2 separate regions of the Homo sapiens genome follow, and region 1 is linked to region 2. A link is a loop called in an ENCODE intact Hi-C map of the cell type or tissue named here. Cell type or tissue: MCF 10A. All regions are shown on one strand. Each heading gives the region's core, and the rest is flanking DNA. Links, peaks and the distances in the headings are about the cores only. Region 1 has its middle 110 kb from the start of ESR1. Region 2 overlaps SYNE1 (spectrin repeat containing nuclear envelope protein 1).

Evidence for each region. Hi-C counts contacts between places; a loop is a spot of excess contacts. Peaks named below come from ENCODE experiments on the same cell type or tissue, not always from the same donor. Only the 100,000 strongest peaks of a DNase experiment are listed, where the experiment ranks them.
Region 1: it touches region 2 in a loop (3-fold over the local background); 3 of 110 quality-filtered maps call a loop at or near these places.

The regions. Positions count from the first base shown.
Region 1 is chr6:151,690,862-151,699,676 of GRCh38, reverse strand. It overlaps a transcript of ESR1 not described here. Among named protein-coding and RNA genes, the nearest start is that of ESR1, 110 kb to the left of the region's middle. RefSeq lists a silencer at 2,947-3,074. In MCF 10A, for the core only: no CTCF peak of the experiment used is centred there; a DNase peak (open chromatin) is centred at 4,306.
Region 2 is chr6:152,355,374-152,363,223 of GRCh38, reverse strand. It overlaps SYNE1 (spectrin repeat containing nuclear envelope protein 1), which reads left to right. Exons shown (of 146, transcript NM_182961.4): 64 at 901-1,054; 65 at 3,766-3,909; 66 at 4,687-4,851. Among named protein-coding and RNA genes, the nearest start is that of SYNE1-AS1, 21 kb to the left of the region's middle. In MCF 10A, for the core only: a CTCF peak has its summit at 6,322 (motif pointing right); no DNase peak of the experiment used is centred there.

The DNA.
Region 1 (8,815 bases), core at 2,987-5,486, 660 kb after region 2:
ATTCTGACATTTCTTCATTAACACGAACTCAATACTGCAGTCTGTCAGTGATAAGAAATTTTTCTTAGTTGCCTTCTCAATATTTTTGAGGGTTGCCTTGGTTAATTTTTCTCTTCTGCTATCTAAGCTTCATATGCCAAATGTTCTAACTGGCTATCTGCCTCTAAGGTTTAAGCTCACAGATGTTTCCTTGTGTCCACAGAAAATACTACTCCGCTGAGAATAGTTTTGATAAATAAAATTGGCAATAAATTTAGAACCAAAGAGCTGGATAAAGAAATCAAGTGCAACCCATGTTATCCACACTTTTGTAAATCTACAAACTTGTCTAGTATACCCAGTAATAGTAGATTCTAGGAATCCCATCAACAAAGTAAAGTCTTAAATAATCCCAAAACCTCCTTCTATGTAGCAGTACAAATCTTTTCCCCTACTAAACATTACCATGGCTTCTAACAAGCAGAGAATTGGCACAACAAATTTCACTTCTATTCCAAGTGCAGAGGGAGGAGTAAAATGGACAGAATCCAAATGTCGAGAAAGAAGTGAAGAAAGGACCCTGCAGAGCCCAGATAGGAATAATACGTGAACTGTTCTAAGTGATTAATACTCCACTACATTAATACTGCTTATGCAACACGAATGCTGTAGTAAGCAGGAGACCTTTGCTTTCTGCTTTTTTCCCTTTCCTAGAAAACATTTTCCTAGGAGTCTTTCCCTTCACAAATGACATGTGAAGGAGCTATATGCTTGATTTGTGAAGATTGAGTGATCCGGAGGAATAGGACCGTCAAACGGACAAGAGCAGTGTTCTTCCTGTTGAATGTTATCATGTCACCCTCTCCTGGTACTTCGCTGCTCAAAATTCAAAGCCCAGGCATTTCCACCATGGAACATTCTCAGGAGTGTAGCATCATCATTTGAGATTTACTGTAACTGAAGTGAAATTATTTAGTGGGTTTGGCCTTTTTCCCTCCCGACTCTACCCCCAGTAGCTCCTTGCCTTTTCTTTTTAAATTGTTGCTCTAGCCTTTTATTTCCCCTTGGAAGAGAAGGAAAAAGAGGAAATCAGAAAGGACACTCGTCCTCCTTCCCTCTACCCACAAATCACAGAATTTAGCTTTTCCATTCCCATAACTGTAAAGCATTTTAGGCAACTGCAGGAGAGATCACAGTTTTCCTTTCCAAGCAGAATCCTAAATCAGTGCAATGAAAACATGTCTGTCTTTTATTCCCAGCACAGATGCCCATGGGTTTGGTTGTGTTTATACTGTCAGTATCTTAAGTCACTTTTTTTTTTTTTTAAGACAAGATCTTGCTCTGTTGCCCAGGCTGGAATGCAGTGTGCAGTGGCGCTATGTCAGCTCACTGCAGCCTGGATCTCCTGGGCTTAAGTCATCCTCTCACCTCAGCCTCTCAAGTAGCTGGGACTACAGGCGTGCACCACCACACCTGGCTAATTTTTGTATTTTTTATAGAGATGGGGTTTCGCCATGTTGCCCAGACTGCTCTCAAACTCCTGAGCAAAAGCAATTCACCCACCTCGGCCTCCCAAAGTGCTAGGATTACAGGTGTGAGCCACCAGCATTAAATGTTCTGTCGCCCAGGCTGGAGTGCAGTGGTACAATATTGGCTCACTGCAACCTCCACCTCCCGGTTCAAGCGATTCTCTTGCCTCAGCCTCCCTAGTAGCTGGGACTACAGGCGCATGCTGCCACACGGGGCTAATTTTTTATTTTTAGTAAAGAAGGGGTTTCACCATGTTGGCCAGGCTGGTCTCGAATGCCTGACCTCAGGTGATCTGCCTGCCTCAGCCTCCCAAAGTGCTGGGATTACAGGTGTAAGCCACCACACCCAGCCCTTAAATCACTATTCTAAGAGAAGTTTGCTAAAGGCAAAAGCTATAGAATCATAAAATACTACAGCTGCAGGGACCACACATTTCCCCTAGTCCAAAGATGCCATCCATTTTGTGAGGGAAATGAGGTGTTAAAAATAAAAGACTTATTCAGTACCCAACATAAAGTACCTATTTAATAAATATAAAAAATTCAAATGGTCTGAATCCTAATCTCACAGAAATATGATCATTTTCTTCTGCATCTATATCTTGTCCAAAGAAAATAATTTTACTATAAAAATATTCCAAGTAAACAGCATTTTACACATATAAGGCATACTGCCTTTCAAAATTATATCACTTAGTCTTCATTGTATCACTAGTATAATGTTTTGACGGCTGTCTGGTAGTTGTTATGCCCATTTTACAGTTAGGAAGATGGGGCACCAAGCTTGCAGCTTCTCACTGCGCACATCAGTGGCACAGTCCCATCTTTTGATTCTCAATACACTTCTTTCTCCACCAATCATTTCTGAAACAAAATCTTTACAACCATAAACAATCATGATTGCAAAAAACAAGTCCTAAAAGATTTTTTTTAATGGTGTGACACCTCCCTTGAACTATTTCCCTCACCTCCGAATTGATGTACCCACTCTTCATCTGAAAACTTCAATCCACACAGTATTTTTCTAAGGTTAAGTCTTTATTTCATTCCAATCCTACACCAACATCTTTAATGCCTACAAGATAAAGTTCAAGCTCCTTAATAGGACATCTGACTCTCCACTTCTAAATTACCTCCTACCACCACCTTGCACTTTTCTTAACTATGTTTCTGTCAGACTGATGGTTTCCCAAAACCACCTCCCCCATGCCTTTCATTATGCACCTCCTTTTCCTTGTATTTTCCCATGTAAACATTACCTGTCCTTTAAGGTCATGGTCAAGAGTCGCTTCCTACCCAAAGCTATCCCTAACCATCCTGCACCAACCCAGAAATACCTTCTTCTGTTTACACTTCCTCACCGTGGTGCTCAGCACTCTGCAAGCACTCTTCACATTCTACTCTGCTGAATTGTATTAGTTGATGTTATGGCTTTAGGCACATATTGTAGTGTGCTACTCTGTAATAGTCACATATCATATTATGTGCCTTACTGATCACACCTGATAGAGATTGTCTAGGGATCAAGGAACATGCCAGGCTCAATCTCACTCTACAATTATGTGCCAAACACCAGTGTGTACCAGGCACTTCCCAAGGCACAGGGTAGAAAACTGAACAACCCCATCTATGCACCCGAGGCACTACTTATTTATTTATTTATTTATTTATTTATTTATTTATTTATTTATTTATTTGAGATGGAGTCTCTCTATGTCTCCCAGGCTGGAGTGCAGTGGTGTTATCTCAGCTCACTGCAACCTCCGCCTCCCAGGTTCAAGCGAATCTCCTGCCTCAGCCTCCCAAGTAGCTGGTATTACAGGCATGCACCACCATGTCCGGCTAATTTTTTGTATTTTTAGTAGAGATAGCATTTCACTATGTTGGCCAGGCTGGTCTCAAACTCCTGGCCTCAACTGATTCACTGGCCTCAGCCTCCCAAAATATTGGGATTACAGACATGAGCCACCATGCCCAGCCCTGAGGCACTTTTAATCTAGCTGGGAATAGAGACTCTAGGACAAGCCATAATAAACCACAGCAAGGCCCTTGTCAATATTACTCATTTCTTAAATAAAATTAGAAAAAGAATTTAACAATATGAGTTAAATTAAACTATGCATATATTGGATTCTAAGTAACCTTAATCCTTAAATATTCTTTCAGAAAACTTGATGCAGGTACGATTTCCAAAATTTTAAATTTTGTAAATTTTGTAAAATTTGGAATTTCCCAATAAGGAATTTCCAAAATTGCTTATTAGAAAGAAAGAGCAATTTGTGTCTTTATTTGTCACATAGTTTTAAGGTGAAAGATACTAAAACGGATTACTATATGTGATGCAATTATCTTTATTAAGCACCTTTCTTTACATGGTTTTAAGCAAATAAATTCTGACCAGTTATTGCTTCTAATAAATAATTATTAGAGTACAAAAGCCAAATTTCTTCTGTCAGATACACTCAAATTTTCTTGTTGATTTCTTGGTGTCCTTAGTAACGTTCCAAAAGGAATTATTCCAATGAGACCATTTCTATGAACAGCAGAGGAAAGAAGGATCTCAAAAATGCAGATCATCCGTTTGCAAAAGGACCTTGATGGCTTCCTCTGAACCAATCTAGGGGAGGAGGTATGTTTAGGGGAGCTGAGCTGCTGGTCATTTTGACAAGGAAACAGTTGGAAAAAGAAATGTCAAAAAGCCAGTGGCACTCTCCTATTCCAGCAAAAGTCAGGAACCTCAGCAAGTCTACTCACACTAAGCTCTCTAGGATTGTCAACTTGTTGGGGCCTGTCTCTGCCTCCTTGTGATTGGCCTGTGTGTTGTCTTCAAGGCAGCAAGAAAGGAGAACTGGAAGACTGCCCATGTTATATCCATTCTTAGTAGGAAAACCCAAAAAATTGAGAGTGGGTGGCAGCTTTAAATAGGAGACTAAATCCAAATGAAGTTATTAAAGTCTGTGCTTAGGGAAACCAAGCTCCAGGTATGCATTCAACAGGGATCTTGATGGTTTTTACAACAGAAAGGCTAGGGAAGCTCCTAGCTACTTGTCTTCTCAAAAGAAATCAGAGAGCATCCCACAATACTGGAGGGGTGCCGCCAGAAGAGGATTACCACCATCCCCTCAAAACCGCATCCATACTGCTGCTGTACTCACATTCCAGCTTTGCCACATGGCTGGGAGGCGGAGACTCCCCACCCACACTTCCACCCTGGCACACTTTCTGTTTTTGAGAAGCATAAACCAATCTGCCCCTCATATCTATCTCATAGCACTACAGCCAGGTGAACCCTCATTCACTTAGTGGGAAGATTTTACATGGAACTAAGTAATAATTTATGCATTGCATATAACAACTTACTTTTTTTTTTTTTGTCTTTTTTTAGATGCAGTTTCACTCTGTTGCCCAGGTGGGAGTTCAATGGCACAATCTCGGCTCACTGCAACCTCCACTTCGCGGGTTCAAGCGATTCTCCAGTCTCAGCCTCCCAAGTAGCTGAGATTACAGGCCCATGCCACCACTCCTGGCTAATTTTTGTATTTTTAGTGGAGACGGGTTTCACCGTGTTGGCCAGGCTGGTCACGAACTCTTGACCTCAGGTGATCCACCCACCTCAGCCCCCCAAAGTGCTGGGATTATAGGCGTGAACCACCAATCCCGGCCACAACTTGCATTTTATAAAAGTGAACTTTGTACAAAACTCTTTTACATGCATTACTTTATTTAATCCTCATGAAGAGCCACAAAACTTCTGTGACTCGGATGTAATTATTCCCATTTTACAGATGAAGTTGCTGAGGCTAAGAGAGGGTGTAATGTTATCTCCCATCAACCCCAGATGCTTAACCTGCTTTCCCAAGGCCAAATTCATATTGATTACAAACTTTAAAAGTTAATACTGTCTCAAGTAATGGCTAAAAGCATGAGCTTTGGAATTAGATGAGTTTATCTTCAAGTCCTAGGGCTGTCACTTTTGAAGCTGTGTAATATTGGGCATGTTACCTAGCTTTGCAAAGCCTTAGTTTCCTCATTTGTACAACAGGAATCATAACGTTGTTCACCACCTGGGGTTGCTGTGAGAATCACACGTAATAACACTATAAAAAGCATCGCACAAAGTAAGAGCTGCCCCAACCTTAGGTGCTACTATAGTTGTTATTATTACCACCTCGTGGACATATGTTATGGGGCCAGAGTGGGAGAGACTATCTCAGGTCTTTGGTATCACATTGAATTAGAACATCAGCATACAACCGGGTATGCTGGCTGACGTCTGTAATCCCAGCAGTTTGGGAGGCCAAGGCGAGTGGATCACTTAAGGTCAGGAGTTTGAGACCAGCCTGGCCAACATGGTAAAACCCCGTCTCTACTAAAAATATGAAAATTAGCTGGCCATGGTGGCACATGCCTGTAATCCCAGCTACTCTGGAGGCTGAGGCAGGAGAATTGCTTGAACCTGGGAGGCGGAGGTTGCAGTGAGCTGAGAAAGCACCACTGCACTCCAGCCTCGGTGAAAGAGCGAGACTCCATCTCAAAAAAAAATCAGCATAGAGCTCTATGTGTGTATGGACTAAGACATTGCCCAACAATGAAGCAACATGCTTCTGTTGATGTGAAAGGGAATGTGAAGCATTTGTAACACGTTTTTGACACGCTCATCTCAGCAAGATTTTTTTGTTACCCTTCTCATCACAAAGATAGTCACAAAGGAGAGGAATGATGGAAGAATGATGGAGGTTCCTGGACTTTCTCTTCCAACACTTTATACTCATTACAGAAGCAGCAGCATTTCAACAGATGGTACGCTCAGTTGATTGGATTGACTGCCCTTTGCTTTTTAGATCAAGTTTCCAGTTATGATCAGATGTTCATAAATTCCTAGCAGCTTTGGTGCTGACCTTGAATTATTTCACTGATTCAACCAACATGTATTGAGTACCAGGCACTGTGCTAGGCTTAGAATAGAAATAACTTCCTCATACTGAGTTTCTAATGCTTGGAAACTGCAAGGAGTTTAATGAGTGGCTTAATGTCATTTATTCCATATAATATATCTGGTAGCTACTGTTAGTACTCCCACTTTGCAGATGAGAAATTCAAGGCATGAGGTTAAATAATCTGCCTCTAAATTGCACAGCTAGAGAGTGGTGGGAGCTATGGCTGGTACTCAGTCATTTTCCATGGATCTGAATTAAACTACTTAATATCAGAATTCTTACTGAAGAGTGATCTGCTGTGGAAAACCTGAGCAGAGGTATCAGCTTTCCAGCGAATATTTTTAGGGGCAGATGGATAGGGTAAGCCCCTTCATTCTCCGAAAGAATCACAGACTTTCAGAGAGAAAAATGTTATACGCCTTAGATAGAACGATAAAACTCAATGATGTGTACGCTTTTGCTGTTGGGTCCAGTGGGAATGATTCAGAGGAAGTCTACTGAGATGTTGCCCAGAAGGCAGGCACACCATCATCACTCTTACCTGTACAGTGCACGCCTTTCAAAATAGCACTTCATTAGACAATATGCAGGAGGTTTCACAGATGGCGCCTCTTTCTCGGAGATTAACAATGGAGACCCTCTCCTGATAGAGGTGGATGGACAGGACCATATCTCCACTGCCATAGATGAAGACTATGCTATGACTTTTTTTTTTACAGTGTGGATGGTCTACCCAGAGCTGGGTCACTCTCTTCCTTGCCCTTTTTTCCGAATAGCCAATCTGCAGTCCTGGAGCACAGCTGTTCCCTATTCAAAGCAAAGTAAACTCAACCACCAGGCCGTCAGCCCAAGCGATTGTTCTGAGCAACTAGGATAAATGAATGCAGACAGACTCAGAGAAGACCTGCAGATAACCATGTGAAAATGTTTAGCAGATGCCTGATGTAAATACTTACACTGTGTGGAGGTTTAGAGTGAGTGTTTGAAGGGAAGGTAGATGGTAGCTAGCTCTAAACCCAATATTGAACAAAAAGACACAGAGTTATCAGAAACGAAAGATAGTTGGACTTTGTTCTTGCTGCAAGTTTAAGACACAAGAGCTTTATTCCTTTCCTTGACTGTCACAAGCAATAAAATGAAACACGTATCTCCAAATGTCCAAGAAAAATCTTCTACTCGTAAATACGACGCTTGTATTCTTAAGGAAAATTTTGCTTTTTTCCTACATGTCGTATCTTTTACCTACATTGTTTTTATTTGTAATTTCCTTGAAAATCTGACATTCTAGAGTATTTTATCCAACTGCTACAGCATTATCTGCATGCATTCCAAGGCCTAGTGGGCAGTCATCACAGGATATTAACAAAATCAAAGAAAATATTTGCTTTTGAGAAATAGGAAGGGATTTTATGGTATACAAATGGACCCTGAACCATCCATGGTTCTCAAACATTCTCATCCAATTTAAGTTCTCTGTACGTTTCAGAATTCAGTTCAAATACTTCTACCTGGTCTTCCTGTTTACTCTCAATATTAAAATATGTATATACCACATTCAAAACCAGATGAGTTTCCCAGCAACCTCATATACATGGAGTTGCTCTGTAAGCCTATTAGATCTGGCACATAAAGGCATTAAAAATCTGGCACCTTTAAGCAGGAACCATTGCCATGATCACAAGTCCTGATTAAGCCCAACCCTTCTATCGAGTAAATTGCTTTAAAATCTTTTAATCATGTTGGCTCCTACGGACTTGTTTGAGAGAATACTGGTTATCTTCTTGACAAAGTATGAAACTTACAGTTCAGCGAGCATTTCCTAAGACATGTGGCATTCCTCTAACCAAAATGAAAGTATTCTGCCCTGTCTTGTGACTGCCACATCATTACCCGAGTAGCCCACTGCTATATGTGGTGGAGTCATTATGTATGTGCCATTGTGAGGCAAAAAGGAACTGAGAAAATGGGACACCAGGACTCAAAAGAGCTTGCTTAAAATCAGAGGCCCATTTCAAGACAGAGGGGCTCGTTCTTTTGCTGCTAAATGTGTAGCTTTTCAGAAAACTTGACTGCCTTTAGGAAACAAATAATGGCTTATTCACATCGCTTAGTTCAAACTCACGTAAGTTATGGCTCCAAAGATTCAGAAAACAGGTAGTGTGTTCATGCTACTCTGAGATTTGTCCAATTAAGAGCTTATAAAATTCTAACACAGTTCAACAATACAGTGTCTCCTAGCTAGTGCTAGATCCAATACATTTATGTTATCTGGAACAGACAGGCAGCCTGTGTGTGCTGTACTAAGAAAAGGGTAGTCGGATTGCCCTCTGCCTCAGCTAAATATTATTCTAGAAGTGAATTTCCACTGTA
Region 2 (7,850 bases), core at 5,272-7,771:
CGCGCCCGGCCTGATTAATGAAATTTAAAATATAGCATGTGTAGGCCGGGTGTGGTGGCTCACGCCTGTATTCCCAGCACTTTGGGAGGCCGAGGCAGGCAGATCACAAGGTCAGGAGATCAAGACCATCCTGGCTAACACAGTGAAACCCTGTCTCTACCAAAAGTACAAAAAAATTAGCCGGGCATGGTGGCGGGGGCATGTAGTCCCAGCTACTCGGGCGGCTGAGGAAGGAGAATGGCGTGAACCCGGGAGGCAGAGCTTGCAGTGAGCCGAGATCGCGCCACTGCACTCCAGCCTGGGTGAGACGGCCAAGACTTTGTCTTAAAAAAAAAAAACTAGCATGTGTATTGAGACAAGGGAAGTGCTTAACTTATCGATAAAATAAATAATTAAGTTTTACTATTTAGACCAAGTCAGGAAATATTGTCCTTTTATTTCATTACGATTTTCTGATATTTAATCTCACGTAAGGTGGTTACTGTTCTTACTTTTCTCTCCTGCTCTCAATGTCCTGCTCGGTTTGATAGAGTTAAGTGTTGCTTCTCTCCCTGCCCAGAGCTTTGGCTCCAGAAAAGACCCACTCAGGGGATCTCTCTCAGTTTTGCCTTTGAGGCTCCCCCAGTGTCTCGTGTCCCCCCAGCCGCTGACTCTTGAGTTGATAGCTAGTTCCATGTTTCTGCATATTGGCCTGGGTTTAAATGTTCCTTGCTTCCTGAGGCTGCCCTTCAGACCTGGACTCAGTGTCCTTAAGCCCTGGGCAGCCTGCTCACTCCCAAGCAAGCTTCTTCCTGATCTCTTGACCCCTTGCTTACTGGAGTGGATGGAGCAGACACAATGACATTTTAGACTCCTAAGGATTCTCAATGTGGATTTATTGTCCTTTCAAATCCCTTTCAGCCAACTCGAAGGAGCTCTCTCCAAGTGGACAAGTTATCAGGATGGCGTTCGACAGTTCTCCGGTTGGATGGATAGTATGGAAGCCAACCTGAATGAATCAGAAAGGCAGCATGCGGAGCTGCGGGATAAAACAACGATGCTCGGAAAAGCCAAGGTGAGAGCTGGATTTCAGATTCCATGTGTTTTCTCACAGGCTTCTTTAGAATGCCACAGTCAGACAAAAATGGGATTACGTGTACCCTAGGGCAGTGCACATAAGCAAATTACGTTTGGGGCTTTTAGTATAATCTCTAAAGGCTTCTTAAACTGGACTTTCATTTGTGATTACTTTATTAGTGAGTGAAAATTTTTCCTTCCAGGAAAACCATGTAGATCCATGTTTTATGATACAAACCATTTAAAATGTAGCACCATGAAATATCTTTTAATGTCTTCAGCCTGCTCATCATTAGGAAGTCTTCCTTTTTTTTTTTTTTTTATCACATCCCTTTGTGTTATCTTTTGTGCATTCGTCATAATGCTTACATTAGTACAGTACTACATGGAAAGATTTTTTTAAATAAATAAATAATGGCATGTTCTTAAAACTTATTGGCAGTAGTATTCAAACATGAAGTTTTACAGTCCTTTGGTTTATAGCTGCAGCCTCACTCCAGGGCATGATCATCGGTCAGCCTGTTCCATCACCCCCTTACCATTATCCTAAACAGCACTTGTGATCTTCTACACAGAAATCCTTTAACCTCTCACATTCTCTATTCCTGCTCATTTGTATCACCTCACCCTGAATATATTACATTGGAAACCTCATTATTCTCAGTGCCTTCTTTCTCATTGCCACTTTGCATCTGGCACTAGGTCCTACTGATCCATCCTCTTCACCTGAACTGGAACAGACTCCTAATTTTTCACCTTGTTTCTTGCCTCCATCTATTGTTATCTCCTATAAAGATGAATGTCTCACTTCCTGCCTGAGGTCCTGTGTTGGCTTCCCATTGTCTACAGGATAAGCTCAATCTCCGTCACCTGGTTTGTAAGAATGGAAATAAACTCCTCTGCCATGCTCCTTTCCTTCATGCTCCCAGCCTCCTCCCTTGCGCTCTCCAGCCTTGCTGAATCTCACACTATCTCCTGAACATGCCACAATCTTCACAATTCTGTGTCTTTGCATAATCTCTTCTCTTTTTACAGAAGGTCCTTGCTCTGTCTCTGCCCCTGGCAACCTCCTACTTATCTTTCTGAATGAATTTTGAAGTCATTTTAGCTATGCTACACCACCACCGCTCAGGCTTGATTCATTGTTCTGTTCTCTCATAGCCCTTGGTTCAAAGCTCTTTATCAATTTCATATATATTTGCATGTCCCTCTCCTTCAGTGAATAGAGATGCTTAATTTTCTTTATATCCTCAACACTTGGCTCTCTGTCTGACACAGAACACACGCTGAATAAAAGTTATTTAAATGACTAAATGATCTTATGTGACCTATGCCAAGGTACTTAATGTTTCTGGGTCTCATTTATGCATCCATAAAATAATATAATTATAATTATCTGCTTCATAAATACCTGCATGTATTATCTGTTATAATAATTAATTGCTTAATTAATTGGATTGTTCATCTATTCAATCAACATTTATTGAGAAATTGCTACATGTAGGGACTGTGCCCGATTCTAGCAGTAAAAACAGTCAAGCGTATGTTAGTGGGGATGCATGCACTCAGTAATAAATGTACAAATAAATAATTTTAACTGCTGAATACTATGAAGAAAAAAAAAGTAGTGTGGTGTGAGAGAGAATCATTTTGAAAAGGCTCATACAGCTTGTTTGAGGCCAAGGGAGAGGGACAGGAAAGGCCTCTCTGAAACAGCAGACATATAGTCCATGCACTAAAGAATTTAAGCCAGAGAAATGAGCCTGGGGAGGAGTTGAGGAACCAGCATTCCGGATAGAATAAAAAGCAGGTCCTCGGGCCCTGTGGAGGGAAATATCCTGGTGCAGTGGGGAGCTGTGAGGAAACAGGCAGGTGTTGTTGCAGCAGAGAGTAGGCAGGGAGGGGCTGCAAGGGGAGTTTGATGGAGAGACAGAGCCTGATCCTCCATTGCCATGCCAGCTGCTCTGAGGATTTTCCACTTGATCCCGGCAGCATTGGGACGATAATCCAGGTTTTAAGCTGAGAAGCGACACGATTCAACTTTTAATTGCAAGACATTATATCACTTAGACTGCTGTGTGGAGCATGAAATAAGGGACAGGGAAAGAATTGGTGGCCAGGAATCTGCCTGGGATACCACTGCAAAGTCCAAGTGAAAGAGGAGGGCAGCCTGGGCTGGGGAGTTTGCAGGAGATGTGGGGACAGATGTCGCAGTATAATAGGAGGTAGAGCTAACAGGATTTCCTAATGGTTTAGAGGACGGAGAGCTAGAGAGGACGCTGGAACAATTCCCATGTTCTGGGTTGACCGTCTGGGTGGGAGGTCATGGCATTTGCTGTTTGAAAAGAGATGGAAAGAGAAGGGGGCTTCATGGGGGCTGGGGTAGAATAGGGATAGGGTGAACATCAGGGGTCCATTTCTGGACATAATCAGTTTGAAATGTTAAGAGTAGAAATATAAAGTAGTTAATTGGTAATTCATATGTTAGAGAAAGTTCTGGACCAGACATAAAATACACACACACACACACACACACACCCATGCATTCACACACATATCTGTGTCAAATAGATAAAATGATGGAGGAGTGGACGAATAAATAACCTGAGGTCACTTGTCAACTGTACAATTAAAATATCTTGATTTTAGCAGTGTCGTTGATGTGATGGTGCATGAATGGCCACTTTATTTTTCTTAAATGCTCTCTAGTTATTAAATGAAGAAGTGCTGAGTTACAGCAGCTTGCTGGAGACCATCGAAGTCAAAGGGGCTGGCATGACAGAACACTATGTCACCCAGCTAGAACTCCAGGATCTACAGGAACGATACAGAGCCATCCAAGAGAGGGCCAAGGTACGGCAAAGCACTTTCCTTGTAGACTCACCAAAAGGGGAGTGTTTGGAGCTGTGCTCCTTTAAAGACTCATTTATGTTCAAGAATGACAGGCTTGGGAAAACAGAACAAAAGCAAAATGAATTTTTAATATTTTAAAGGAATTACTGGCAAAATCAAAAACCTTCAAATATTGTTAGTATTATGAAAGCTATGAAAGTAAGATAATTTTCAACTAAAAATTCCTAGAAAGGTACCAACTTAAAAAAAATTCTGGACACCTTCAATTGAAGACTCATAAATGCCTTATTATGTCTGATGATGAGAGTTTTCTAAGGTGGGAAATAATCACTGATAGTATTAATCATTCTTCATTTAGTCCTCACAAAGAAAATAAATATGCTTTTTCAGAGCGCATTCTACTATGGAAAATTTAATCCACAGTACGTCCAAATCTTCATTTAAGGCACAATATAAGAATTTCAATTTTCTTCATTAGCAAAAGTGAATTTTTATGAAATTAGTAAAGTGAATTCATTTCTTAGCCTGTTACATTTTATAAGGTGTTCAGAGATCATGTAGTTAATTCAACAAAATAATTAATGACACTTTTATTCCTGAAATATTAGGTTTTTATATTTTTACATAAATATTGAAGATTCATGATTCTAGGAAATAACTCATATTCTAATGTCTCAATAATTATACTTTTCTAAAATTACAAAAGTGAATTACAGCACACTGATGCTTTATAAAGTAATGTGTTCCTAACTTCATTATTTTAAATGCTAATTATAGGAAGCCGTAACCAAGTCTGAAAAACTTGTCCGCCTGCACCAAGAGTATCAGAGAGACCTAAAGGCATTTGAAGTTTGGTTGGGGCAAGAACAAGAAAAGCTCGACCAGTATTCAGTTCTTGAAGGTGATGCCCACACTCATGAGACAACATTGCGTGATCTTCAGGTAAGGCCTCCTTTATCCTAAAACAAAGGAATCTTCATTCTGAATATGGAATTATTATTTTAGGCAATAGGAAGTTAATAGAAACCTTGAGTCCAGTGGCTAGTTGATACACATTAAGTGCAATCCCCATAAGGTTTGATCAAGAACATTCTGAGACCTCAGCAGTATGCGCTAGTTGACATCATTTTGTAGGCAATTTAGGTAGGACAGGACTAGCACTTGGGGGATTCATGGAGCTGCTAGGGTGGCCCTGACAAATGGCTGGAGATCTAATTGATGGGGTTTTCTGGCTTACCTGCCTGTTTCTCCCTAAGGGATCACATCAGATCTGGGGGACAGCGGCAGAAGTCATTAGAAGGTGACACAAAGTCAAACTAGTGGCAATATCTTGAACCATGTAGTTTTAAGCAAAACCTGCCACATTGCTGATGGTACCGGTTCGGGCTCAGAGTTCTAGAAGAAGGAATTACAGAAGTAAAAAAAAATAAGTGTTAGTGCCCAGGCCAGCGGGCCATAATTCACGGTGAGATGCCAGACATGGTGGAGAAAGTGGTCACAATCTATATACTTATTTACTCATTCAGTATTTACTGGATACTTAATACAGTACAGATACTTTGCTAGCTACTTCAGGCAAAGATGATTAAGATATGATTTCTGTCTTCAAGAAACTTGAAATCTGATGAGGAACACAAACCCATAGAAAGATGATTATAAATAATATGGCGAGGACATTAGTAGACTAATGTAAGGGGTCTTATGGTAGCATCAAAGAAGGGCCCATAAACTTACCTTAAGGAATAGGTAGGAATCAAGGAAGTTCACCAAGAAGGGGCCACCATGTACAAAACAAACAGCAGAAGATGGAGGAAGGCCAATGAGACCACTTTATGTCCCACCAGTGATGTGTTGGAACTTACAAATGTGCCATCAGTCCTGATCAGAGTTGGTTCAGGATTGGGTAAGTTTTACCTACAGCTTGAACAAGGTGGGAAAATCAGGGACCATCATGATTATCAGTCACATATAAAATTTCTGGCTTTTTCTACTAGTTCTTGGAAATTGTATAATGGCAAGAGAATGGGGTTGGGATTGGGAAGTTGGGACTCTAATCCTTGATGGGACCCAACACTAGGTGACTTCAGGCAAGAGACAACTTCTCTGACCCAATTTCATCCACAGAGTTGTAAGGATTAACCGAAATGGAAGAAAATCTTATTTAAATATACGGTCTACTCATGAAGTAAGTAAATACTAAAAGTTAGAAGGGTCACAATTTCCTTAGCTTACTTAAGGGTCTCATCCATCCTGCCTCCAAAGAGTAGGATCCACAGGTTTAGCTGTTGTAATTTATTTGACTAGAATTGACTATTTTCTTTACATAACCCTTCTTAGTTCTACACTACCAACATCACTGGTAAGCAAATGCTGAGCTCCCTGTGCTTTTGTGTAGAACTAAGTCAATAGTTACCCATCACCAGCAGATGTTGCTGTTGCTCTGGTCAAAAGAAAATATTTCACTTAAGCCGGTATTCGTGTGGTGCAAACCTAACCTCCCCCTGATTTCACCATGCATTAATTCTTACATTTTCTATTGTGAGCCACCACAAAGGTTAAAAAAGAAGGAAGATGCTAGTGGCAGGAAGCAGTGGTGGAGAATTGTGATGCTGCAACCACAAAGCAGAATTTCTTCAGGATCCTGATGTTCTGTAGCATGTACATGGTGTAGGGATTGGCCAGTAATGTGGAACATATTCAGAAATTATTTTGTATAACCTGAAGGCCTAGTTTGGGTCATAGAACATATATATAGTTTATATATTTTTAATATAATATCTTTAATATATTAATATATATTAATATATTATATACACACATTTATGTTACTTATAGATTTTATATATTTAACAATATTATATATATATTTATTTAAATATTGAACTATTTTTTCCTTCAGAATACAGACTTGAAATTTGGGATATATGAGAATTTATTTAATAGAATATTAACTTGGATAATAGATAAAGTGGTTACTTATGAACTATGGAAAAGATGTTGAGAAGATTAATAGATTAGTCAACTACTGTCCAGGGCCACAGTGTCTGTATTTTTAAATAAAATATTATTGGAATGCAGCCACACCCATTTATTTATGTATCGTCTGTGGTTTTTTTCATACTACAATGGCAGAGTTAAGTCATTGCAACAGAGACCTATGGCCCACAAGATCCAAATTATTTACTATCAGGCCTTTCATAGAAAAAGTTTGCCAACCTTGAATTAGGAAAATAATTATAAAAAATTATCTTGAAAAAAAGTCTAAGAATTTTAGAATAAAGTTTATGTATTTGTTGCCAATTTGATTAATATTTTACCATGTATATCTATAGTTCTTCTCCTTCCATGTGCATATGTCTTTACATTATACTGTGCTTGAAGTGACATCATATTTGAAGAAAAATTTTCTATTAGTTGAAACCATGTGAGAATGTTATTTTTGTAAGAAAAATATTTTAGCAATCTTAAGTGGTTTTTAAAATATAGTATTGAGAAATACTATGTTTTAACTACATATACTGATATTTTTAACATTGTTGATGGGATTTGACTTGATTTATTTTACTTTGGGTGATCAGATCAAGTGACAGTATAGATTTATGTTTATCACCAGAAATATAAGTGTGCCATGTTGTTTTACCAATATCTTTAAGGATATAAGATTCTTTTTGTCCTATAAAAAATAGCATATGCTCTTCAAAACTTGATTTATACTAAATTTGTAGGGTAAATCTTTGGGGTTTAGGCTTTGGTGGAGGAAATTTATTTGCACCTCAGAGCACCTGGTGGGCAGGTGTGATGAACCAATTTCCCAAGTTTGTGTGCCCTGCACTCTCCAGTTTCAAATTTTCTTGGCCACCACAATGCCTAGAGTACAGCTTTGGCAAAAGATTCCTCCTTAGGAAGCAGAAGGTTCATTGTTTCTTTCTCAGTCACAAATG